Linked DNA regions of Homo sapiens: region 2 is linked to region 1. The links are chromatin loops, found by intact Hi-C in ENCODE. Cell type or tissue: endothelial cell of umbilical vein. All regions are shown on one strand. Each heading gives the region's core, and the rest is flanking DNA. Links, peaks and the distances in the headings are about the cores only.

Region 1 (5,382 bases), core at 301-5,300:
GATGAAGAAATTAAGATGTAGTGCTTCCAAATGTGTTTAGTCTTTGATGTTCCTGTTTCTACTGTTCTTTGCGGCTTATCATTATTTTTAAAATGTTCTGTGTTCCTTGTGTGCTTTCTTGTCTTCCTTTTGTCTAACCGTAATTGTGTAGATCAGTGGAATTTTCTTGTGATTTTTATATATGAATTATAAGTATATGAAAACATTTATATGTAAGTCTGCATTCTTTTTAACAGGTGGTCAGTCTGACCAAGGATACGGGTCTAAGGATGAACTTATAAAGGATGATGCAGAAATTCATGTGCCTGAAGAACAGGCAGCAAGAGAATTGATAACTAAAACAAAAATGCAAACAGAAGGTTAAGTACTGATATTTACGAACTTTACTTAGAATAATACCTGTATTATTAATAATTAAAAGTTTATCTTAGTTGATAGCTTTGATGATTATTTTCACAAATGTAAGGTCTGGCTCCTAAGATGCTGTGTACTGTTACATAAGGTAGATTTTGGTAGTCTCTGAAGTTTTAAAATTTAAGAGAACTTTCTTTCTTTCTTTTTTTTTTTTTTTTTTTGAGGCAGGGTCTTGCTCTCTCGCCCAGGCTGAGTGCAGTGGCGAGAACATGTATTACTGCAGCCCTATCTCCTGGCCTCATATGATCCTCCTGCCTCAGTCCCCTGTCAGCTGGGACCACAGGCACGTGCCACCACACCCAGCTAATTTTTTTATGTTTTGTAGAGACAAGGTCTCACCATGTTGCCCCGGCTAGTCTTGACCTACTGAGCTCAAGTGATCTTCCTGCCTCAGCCTCCCAAAGTGCTGGGATTACAGGTGTGAGCCACCACACCTGGCTGTAAGATACCTTTAGAGACTCTGTAGGTCAGCCCATAATTTTCCAGGGAAGTGTGACCCATTGAGGTATTTGCCAAAATTACATAGCTACTTTTGACAGAACCAGGACTAAACTTTGAGTTATTAAAACTTCTATTTTAGTGCCCTTTTTAATTCTAAAAGGCTCTTTCACTAGCAGTCCTTCAAATATCTAGGTGCATAGTTTTCATTGGTAGGTTAAAAATAGTCTATGTGGGCTGGGCGTGGTGGCTCACGCCTGTATTCCCAGCACTTTGGGAGGCTGAGGTGGGCGGATCACGTGGTCAGGCGTTTGAGACCAGCCTGGCCAACGTGGCGAAACCCCGTCTCTACTAAAAATACAAAAATTAGCCAGGCATAGTGGCAGCACCTCTGTAATCCCAGGTACTGGGGAGGCTGAGGCAGGAGAGTCATTTGAACCTGGGAAGCGAAAGTTGCAGTCAGCCAATATTGTGCCATTGCACTCTAGCCTGGGCGACAAGAGCAAGACTCCATCTCAAAAAAAAAAAAAAAAAAAAAAAGTCTATGTGGTTTTTCCCGGTTTTTATAGGACTCATTAAGGCAGAGATAATTTGTTGTAATCATTTTATGAAAACATGGAGGAATATTTTGGCTTATGGAATAAGACACTCTTCCTGTTCTCTATCACAAAAGTGTACTTTCTTTAATGTTATTTATTTTATACTCCAGAGTTATGGAGAAACAAGCCCCTCTCCATTTGCCAAGTGATGAGAAGGAGAACTGAAGGCCAGAGACTTAATTGATTCACTAAAGAACATTTATGTTAGGATTATTGAATGCTAAAACAAAGCATTTATTTCAGTTAATATTGGCAGCATTTATGGCATAAAGTAAACCAGACACAGTCTATTTTACTTTGTGTCTAAAGTAAAATAGACACACTGACTGTTGGAGAAAAATACATACAATATCTAAAAGTCAATATATGGTTTCTGTTTAATATTGGCAAAAGTAGGAATGATAACATCCAAATATTTTTTTCCAGAGGTGTGTGATGCCTCTGCTATTGTGGCAAAACATTCACAACCTAGTCCAGAGCCTCACAGTCCTACTGAACCTCCTGCATGGGGCAGCAGTATTGTGAAAGTTCCGTCTGGTATATTTGATGTCAACAGCAGGAAAAGTAGCACTGGTGAGTCTTTACATTTTGGTTATTAAATATTTAAAATATACTTTTATAGACTCATATGTGTCTTTAATGACATTAAATTTTTGACTTAATTGTAATGAACATGCTAAAGAGCCAGAAGGGACTTTTGAATTCTCTAAATCGGCTAAAGAAATTGAAAATATTGTTATTTAAAGGTGTTTGATTTTTAAAAGGAGTATTTAGTGTGTTTGTTATTTGGAATACCCTTTCCTGTTGTGGTGCCTGTCCACCGTTTGGCCACTCTTTCTCATTATAGATAATAAGAAAGTGTACTTTTAGGGCTTCCTGTATGCATCATGAACAGGCAGTGATGTGATCAAATTCCAGAGGGCTTATGAGTGGCAGGCTAATTCCTATCACTGAAGGGAAATGGAAGAAAAAGATTCACGTCATTTCCCCTCTACACAGATATGCCAGTGGATCTTTGATTTTGGCCATTGTTATAGGTACCCCAAGCCATTTTTTATTTGTGATTAAGTGTTTGTACTAAATAACTCTGTGTGTATGACTCCCTTGAATTTGAGTTTTCTACTTTCATTATATATATAGGTCTCCCAAGACTCTTATGGCACATATCCAAGTATATGATTTTAAAAGACAATGAAATTGGCCTGCATCCTTTGCCCTTCATTAGTGGTGGCTGCAGTTGACTTTTCTGAAGTTGACTGTCTTGTCTGAAAATGTATCTATTGTATGACTGTACAGAAATTAATTTGTTCAGCTTCTTAAACCAATGTAAAAGTACTCCTTGTTCTTAAAGTCTTTTCTCTTTGTATTTACCGTGACTCCGAGTTTCACTCATTACTTGTTTGGGTAGTGCTCAAGAGGTGGGGCTAAAGATTTTTTGAGAAAATAATTGATATATACATTGCAGATTCCATTTTCCTAACCTCTTGATAGCAGAGATACTGGGGAAAAGGAGGGAAGAGTTTTCTTCGTCAGAGGCTTAGAATCCTCTCAAAATATTGAACTGGACATCGTCTGTGGACTGTTGTGTTTCCTTCCCTTTTAACTTATTTTCATATTAAGAACGAAGGGCGAGGATAATGGGGCTTTTGTCAGTATAGCAAATTTTTTTTAAAAAACATTGAATAAAATGTGCCGTTAAATTCCTTGGAAATACTATGAGAACCAATAATATTTGCAAGGATTTGTTTCTCAAATATTGGGACCAGCTTTCAAAGCAGGTACATATTTTGAGTTGTAAAATAGGTTAGTTTAATTCCCGTGAAGGCTTAAAAGAATATCTCTAAATGCTTATTCTGATTAATTGATATGATTATCAGTACTAACTTGAAAGATTAAAAAGAACCTTGAAATCAATCTTGAAGTTTAAAAGAAAGATCTTATCTAAGACAGCTTTTTTCCTTGAAGCACCCAGATATTGTTATGCTTTTTAACAAAACAAATGATGTGACTACAGTAAAAAGCAATGGATAAAAAAGAAAACGAAGGAAAAGAAAAACACAAATGAGAATCCTAAATATGAATAACTCAGGCTGCTATACAGTTCCACAGACTAGGTGACTTATAAACAACAGAAATTTATTTCTGCCGGGCTCAGTGGCTCATGCCTGTAATCCCAGCAATTTGGCAGGCTGGAGGGAAAGATCGCTTGAGGCCAGGAGATTGAGGCTGTAGTGAGCCATGATTGCACCACTGTACTCTCCACCCTAGGTGACAGAGCAAGACCCTAACTTTGTTTGTTTGTTTTTGAGACAGACTCTCACTCTGTCGCCTAGGCTGGAGTGTAGTGGCACAGTCATGGCTCACTGCAGCCTCAACTTCCTGGGCTCAGGCAATTGAGGATTCTCCCGCCTCAGACCCCCAAGTAGCTGGGACTACAGGCGAATGCCACCACATCTGGCTAATTTTTGTATTTTTTTGCGGAGACAGGGTTTCTCCATGTTGCCCAGGCTGGTCTCGAGCTCCTGAGCTCAGGTGATCCGCCTGCCTCAGCCTCCCAAAGTGCTGGGATTACAGGTGTGAGCCACCATGCCCGGCATAACCCTAACTTAAAAAAAAATAAAAGAAAGAAATTTATTTCTTATAGTTCTAGGGGCTGGAAAGTCCAGGGTTAGGGTGTTAGCATGGTGAGTTCTGCAGAGGGCCCTCTTCCAGGTTGCAGAGTGCTAACTTATTGTATCCTCGTACAGCAGAGAAGGAGAGAGCTCTCCTTTAAGGGCTCTAATCCCATTCATCAGGGTTCCACTTTCATGATCAAATTATCTTTCAAAGGCCCTGCCTCCTAATACTGTCACACTGAGGGTTAGGATTTTAGCATGTGGATTTTGGCGGACACAAACATTCAGTCCATAACAGGTAGACTTAAGTTCTAATAATGATTCAAATAGGAAATAACAGCTTTTGGTCTTGGAGTGAAACAAATTGCATGGTAGCCAAGAGTAAAAGACTGCTTTCTTTTTCCAAAGCTGGGGGAAGCTGCTATGGCCATTAGCATATTTTTTCTCTACCTGATCAAATAAGACTGACTTCTGTGAAGGCTAGGATTATGTCTGTTTTATTTGCCTTTATATTCCTAGCACCTCATATAGTGGCTACTAGTAGACGTTTAGTATTTGTTGAAGAAATGGATATATCTGAATAATTTTTTAACCACTCAGATTTTATCAGCCTTCTTAGAATTTGCCAGTGCTAAGCATTCCATTCCGGATTATTTTACTTTACAGCAGTAAGACTTTGAGTATAGCAAATATACAATTCCTATAAGATTACAAATTTGCTTTTTGCAGAGTAGATTACTGGCAAGTATTTGTTGAATTGGATACAAAACTAAGATGGAAGAGATTCTTTCTTTTTCTGTATTTTAGTGAAGAACACAGGTATATCCATCTATCATATGTTGCATGATTTGTTTTTTTAAATGGGTGTTTATATAAATATAGGATGAAAGACAGGTTATACATTAAAATGTCCCTGGGAGGCAAGTTTTAAATAGCTTTTCCAGTGCACTTTTTTTTATACTTTCTTTATGGCCTCTAAATTTTCTGGATCTTTTATTCTGAGTATATGTCACATTCATAATCAGGAAAACAATAAATATTTTAATAAAAGTTAACTTGGAAAATAGGTTCATTGTTAATATTTTACTTTCCCTTTTAGGTAGTATATCAAATGTGCTGTTTTCTACTCAAGATCCAGTTGAAGATGCAGTCTTTGGCGAAGCTACTAATCTCAAGAAGAATGGTGATAGAGGAGAAAAAAGACAAAAGCATTTTCCTGAGAGGAGTTGTAGTTTTAGTTCTGAAAGTCGAGCAGGAATGTTGCTTAAGAAGAGTAGTTTGGATTCGAATTCAAGTGAAATGGCTATCATGATGGG
Region 2 (5,382 bases), core at 273-5,272, 150 kb before region 1:
TCTGTCTCTACAAAAAATAGTAAAAATTAGCCTGGCGTGGTGGTACATGCCTATAGTCCCAGCTACTGAGGAGGCTGAGGTGGGAGGATTGCTTGAGCCCAGAAGGTTGAGAGTGCAGTGAGCCGTGATTGTGCCCATGCACTCCAGCCTGGGCAACAGAGCAAGACCCTGTCTCCAATTAAAAAAAAAAAAAACCTCTTGGGCTTCTTTCCTCTGTCTGGCTAAGAACAGGATATAAATTGTAAGGGTGTCTCCCTTCCCCTCCATGAAAAGGAGAACAACTCAATCATTCCTGACTCTTAGTCCAGACTAAGAGGACAGGAATCAGACATAGCACTGAAAGAGGAATCCACATAAAAAACTTTACTAAGATAACCTTTGGCTGGGTACTGTGGCTCAGGCCTGTAATCCCAGCACTTTGGGAGGCCAAGGTGGGTGGATCACTTGAGGGTAGGAGTTCAAGACCAACCTGGCCAACATGGTGAAATCCCATCTCTCTTTTTTTTTTTTTTTTTGAGATAAGGTCTCACTCTGTCACCCAGGCTGGAGTGCAGTGACATGATCTCAACTCACTGCAAACTCTGCCTCCCAGGCTCAAGCAATACTCCCGCCTCAGCCTCTCTGAGTAGCTGGGACTACAGGAATGCGTCACCATGCCCAGCTAATTGTTTTGTATTTTTGGTAGAGATGGGGTTTCTCCATGTTGCTCAGGTCGGTCTCGAACTTCTGAGCTCAAGGGATCTGCTCACCTCTGCCTCCCAAAGTGCTAGGATTACAGGCATGAGCCATTGTGCCTAGCCTGAAACCCCATCTCTACTAAAAATAAAATAAAATAAAAATACCTGGGTATGGTGGCAGGTGTCTATAATCCCAGCTATTCGGGAGGCCGAGGCAAGAGAATCACTTGAACCTGGGAGGTGGAGGTTGCAGTGGGCCGAGATGGAGCCACTGCACTCCAACCTGGGCGATGGAGCAAGACCCTGCCTCAAAAGAAATAAAATAACCTTTATCTTCCAGTGGTTTCTCCCCCACATATTTACCTCCCCACAGTTTGCTGCCCCTAAAAGCTGTAACCCCTTTCTCTTGTCACTTCTCTACAGATATATTGTTCCATGTTAAGATGCTATATAAGCCCTGGATTTTAACCACCCCTTTGAGTTACTCATTACTGAGTTTCTCTTGTGTGTATGTGTGCTGTACATGTTAAAAAACTCTGTTTTTCTCTTTTTATCAGAAAACAGAAAACTGTTTTCTCTTTTATCAGTTTGATTCCCAGGACTCCAGCTGGAGAACCTAGGAGGGTAGAAGAAAAAGGTTCGTGTGTGTTTTTCCATCCCCTACAGTGATGGTGGTACATTATTTTGGTTTTGATCTCTGTGGTCAGGGAACAATTAAGTAAGTGATGACAAGAGGTAGGGAAAAAAAACTTCCTTTGCAAAGATTATTTAGCAGTAGAAGTAACAAAAAGATGAGTTGCAAAAAGTAAGTGGAGTTTAAGAACAGGCAAGTGGTAACAACAGCAGGTAATGACTGAGACAACGTGATAATGATAAATTTAGAGAAATGTCTTATTATGTAAATAGATCCATTAGCAATAAGCAAAATTTTACTTTTTGATCAACTTGACTGAAAAGATAACTTTTGGCCCAGGCGCCATGGCTCACACCTGTAATCCCAGCACTTTGTGAGGCCAAGGTGGGCAGATCACCTGAGATCAGGAGTTTGAGACCAGCCTGGCCAACATAGTGAAACCCTGTCTCTACTAAAAATACAAAATTAGCTGGGCGTGGTGGCACATGCCTGTAGTCCCAGCTACTCGGGAGGCTGAGGCAGGAGAATTGCTTGAACCCGGGAGGCGGAGGTTGCAGTGAGCCGAGATTGTGCCACTGCACTCCAGCCTGTGCGTCAGAGAAGACTCCGTCTCAAAATAAATAAAAAGATAACTTTTTACATGAAAAACAAAATGTATTACCCCAATAATTCTGGAGCCATTGCGATGATCTTGCAAAGAAGAGAGTAGTGTTTTTATTAAGATAACCAGTTCTTGAACTTTGACCAGTGTATTATACATAGACAAGACTTCATCTGACATCAAAGTAGTAGGACTCTTTAATCACCCTATTTTATTATTTCAAATAACATTTAAACTCAAGGATAATTCACTACTTCCCTTGGTTTGAATTTTCTGCATACAGAGTTAGATTTCTTATCTCTCTGTGTATACATGCCAACCTAAAGAATGTGGATTTTTTTCACTCAAAGAGGAAAATGACTATGATTTTAAAAATTGGCATTATAATTCTGTTCTGCCTCAGAGTTCTTCCTCCCAGCCTTGTCCCTTCCCCCATTCACAGTGTATCCTTTGCTCCAGTAATATCCAATTTCCTATTGTTCCCCAATACATTCTGTCCTATCTCTGTAACTTGGCACATGCTGTTCCCTCTAACTTCCCTTCTTACTCTTCCCTACCCTACATACCTGGCTAACTCCTATTTACCCTTCAAAGTTCAGCTCAATTAAGTATCACTTTCTCTTTGAGATCTTTACTACTATAAAACTGTAATCAATATTTTTTCTTCTTTGTACATATATTTGCATACATTCCTGATTGTGCCCTTAGTGGAAATGATTAGAAGTGGACTTCCTGTGACGGAAATTCTCTTAAAATAGTCATGAGTGATAAAATGTTTGTAAAGTCAAGCAGTTCCTGACTTGCAAATGACAGCACAAACAAGCAGCCCCTTGTGCTTCACTATTCTTGCTCCTGGGCCCTTCTGCTGCTGCTACCTGCTTCCCTTTCATAAATGCCCCAGCTATTATTTCTGGAGGAGCTTTTAAAGGTCTGGCCCAGCTCCTCTTCTTGTGCAAGAAGTCTCCTCTGTCTCTGTTGCCCTGGAGCTGTCCACCTGCCTTACCCACATCCTACCTCTCACAGCAGACAGGGGCTCCAGGCTATGGAATGTAAGATGAAAAGGAGAGAAGTTATCATTTGAGCCCGGGAGGCGGAGGTTGCAGTGAGCCAAGATAGCGCCATTGCACTCCAGCCTGGGCGACAGATGAGACTCCATTTCAAAAATAAATAAATAAATAAATAAAAAGGAGACGAGTGGTCAGATTTCAGGGACTAAACAAACATACTTTCAAGGCTTAGAAAAAGTTTTTACATGACTTATGAATTTGCTAAGTATTGGTAGGGCAGCCTAGGAACTGCAATCTCAACTCACCATTACATTTCAACTTCCTTCAGTCTCTTTGGGAAAAGGTATTTATTCATGTATTCCTAAAAGTGACCAATATGTCTTGTTTGGGACTTTTCTGGTTTTAGCATAGAAAGCACTGAGCTGATATCGCACCACTGCACTCCAGCCTGGGTGACATAGCAAGACTCTATCTCAAAAGAACAAAACAAAACAAAAATTCCAATTTCAAATCATCTCTTTGTGACCGTATGTGACTGTATGCTTTCAGAAAAATCCAGATCACCTCTTGAATGTTTTGCTGCTTAGAAATTTCTCCTGCCAGATGCCCTAAATCATCTCTCTCAAGTTCAAAGTTCCACAGATTTCTAGGGCAGGGGCAAAATGCCACCAGTCTCTTTGCTAAAGCATAGCAAAGTGACTTTTGCTCCAGTTCCCAAAAAGTTCCTCATCTCCACCTGAGACCACCTCAGCCTGGACTTTATTGTCCATATCACTATCAGCATGTTGGTCAAAACCATTCAACAAGTTTCTAGTAAGCTCCAAACTTTCCCACATCTTCCTGTCTTCTTCTGAGCCCTCCAAGCTGTTCCAACCTCTGCTCATTACCGAGTTCCAAAGTCACTTCCACATTTTCAGGTTATCTTTATAGCAGTACCTCACTCTGTTAGTACCAATTCTCTGTATTAGTCCATTCTCATATTGCTATAAAGAACTGCCTGAGACTGGGTAATTTATGAAGGAAAGAGGTTAAGTTGACTACAGTTATGCATGGCTGGGGAGGCCTTATGAAACTTACAATCATGGTGGAAAGAGAAGGTGAAGCAAGCACCTTCCTCACAAGACGGCAGGAGAGAGTGAGCGCAGGGAAAACTGCCACTTTTAAACCATCAGATCTCATGAGAACTCCTTCGCTATTATGAGAACAGCATAGGGGAAACCACCCCCATGATCCAATCACCTCCCACCAGGTCCCTCCCACAACACATGGGAATTACAGTTCAAAATGAGATATGGGTGGAGACACAAAACCAAACCGTATCAATCCCCAATCCTCTTCTCATCCTGTGTGATCTGCCCTGGACAATCTTACTAAGTTTCCATGACTTCAACTCTCATCTGAATACTGAAGATTCCCAAATGTAGCCCAGCTTTTTATTCTGACCTCTGTTCTCTATTTCCACCCTCAGCTGGAACATCTGTACTAGGATATGCATTGGTATTGTAGACATAGCTAAAACCCCATCACTAACATCATACTTAATGGTGAAAGATTGAATGCTTTTCCTCTAACATCAGAAATAAGACAAGCATGTCCACTTTGCCACTGCCATTCAACGGTGCACTGGAGGTTCCAGTGAGGGCTATTAGGCAAGAAAATAAATAAATACAAGGTCTCCAGATTGGAAAATAAGAAGTAACACAATCTCTACTTGCAGGTTGTATGATCTTGTATACAGAAAATTTTCAGGAGGCTGAGGCAGGACAATTGCTTGAACCCAGGAGGCAGAAGTTGCAGTGAGCCGAGATCACGCCACTGCACTCCAGCCTGGGCGACAGACGGAGACTCCATCTCAAGAAAAAAAAATTCTCTTTCATCAAAGGTGGTTTATAAATAACAGAGGAGATAAAGTCAGTCTTTCCAGCCGGGCACAGTAGCTCATGCCTGTAATCCCAGCACTTTGGGAGGCCGAGGCGGGCAGATCACGAGGTCAGGTGATCGAGAGAGAGATTGCAGGGAGCCAAAATCATACCATTGCACTCCAGCTTAGGCGACAGAGAGAGACTCCGTCTAAAAAAAAAAATTTGCTGGGTGAGGTCTGGCGCAGTGGTTCACACCTGTAATCCCAACAGTTTGGGAGGCTGAGGTGGGTGGATCACCTGAGGTCAGGAGTTCAAGACCAGCCTGGCCAACATGGTGAAAACCCATCTCTACTAAAAATACAAAAATTAGCCAGGCATGGTGGCGGGCCCCTGTAATCCCAGCTACTCAGGAGGCTGAGGCAGGAGAATCACCTGAACCCAGGAGGCGGAGGTGCGGTGAGCCAAAATTGAGCCACTGCACTCCAGCCTGGACAACAGAGCCAGATTCTGTCTCAAAAAAAAAAAAAAAAGTGCTGGGTGTCGTGGCATGCAGCTGTGTAGTTTAGCTACTCAGGAAGTTAAGGTGGGAAAAGGGCTTGAG

Evidence for each region. A loop is a pair of places that touch in the nucleus more often than their neighbours do. Peaks named below come from ENCODE experiments on the same cell type or tissue, not always from the same donor. Only the 100,000 strongest peaks of a DNase experiment are listed, where the experiment ranks them.
Region 2: a loop joins it to region 1, with 8 times the contacts of the local background. A loop is called at or near these places in 1 of 110 quality-filtered maps.

The regions. Positions count from the first base shown.
Region 1 is chr9:19,340,756-19,346,137 of GRCh38, forward strand. It overlaps DENND4C (DENN domain containing 4C), which reads left to right. Exons shown (of 33, transcript NM_001330640.2): 21 at 237-359; 22 at 1,878-2,024; 23 at 5,166-5,382. Among named protein-coding and RNA genes, the nearest start is that of RPS6, 37 kb to the right of the region's middle. In endothelial cell of umbilical vein, for the core only: no CTCF peak of the experiment used is centred there; a DNase peak (open chromatin) is centred at 2,406; H3K27ac peaks cover 1,626 bases.
Region 2 is chr9:19,190,190-19,195,571 of GRCh38, forward strand. No RefSeq gene overlaps it. Among named protein-coding and RNA genes, the nearest start is that of DENND4C, 38 kb to the right of the region's middle. In endothelial cell of umbilical vein, for the core only: no CTCF peak of the experiment used is centred there; DNase peaks (open chromatin) are centred at 2,192 and 2,382; H3K27ac peaks cover 1,298 bases.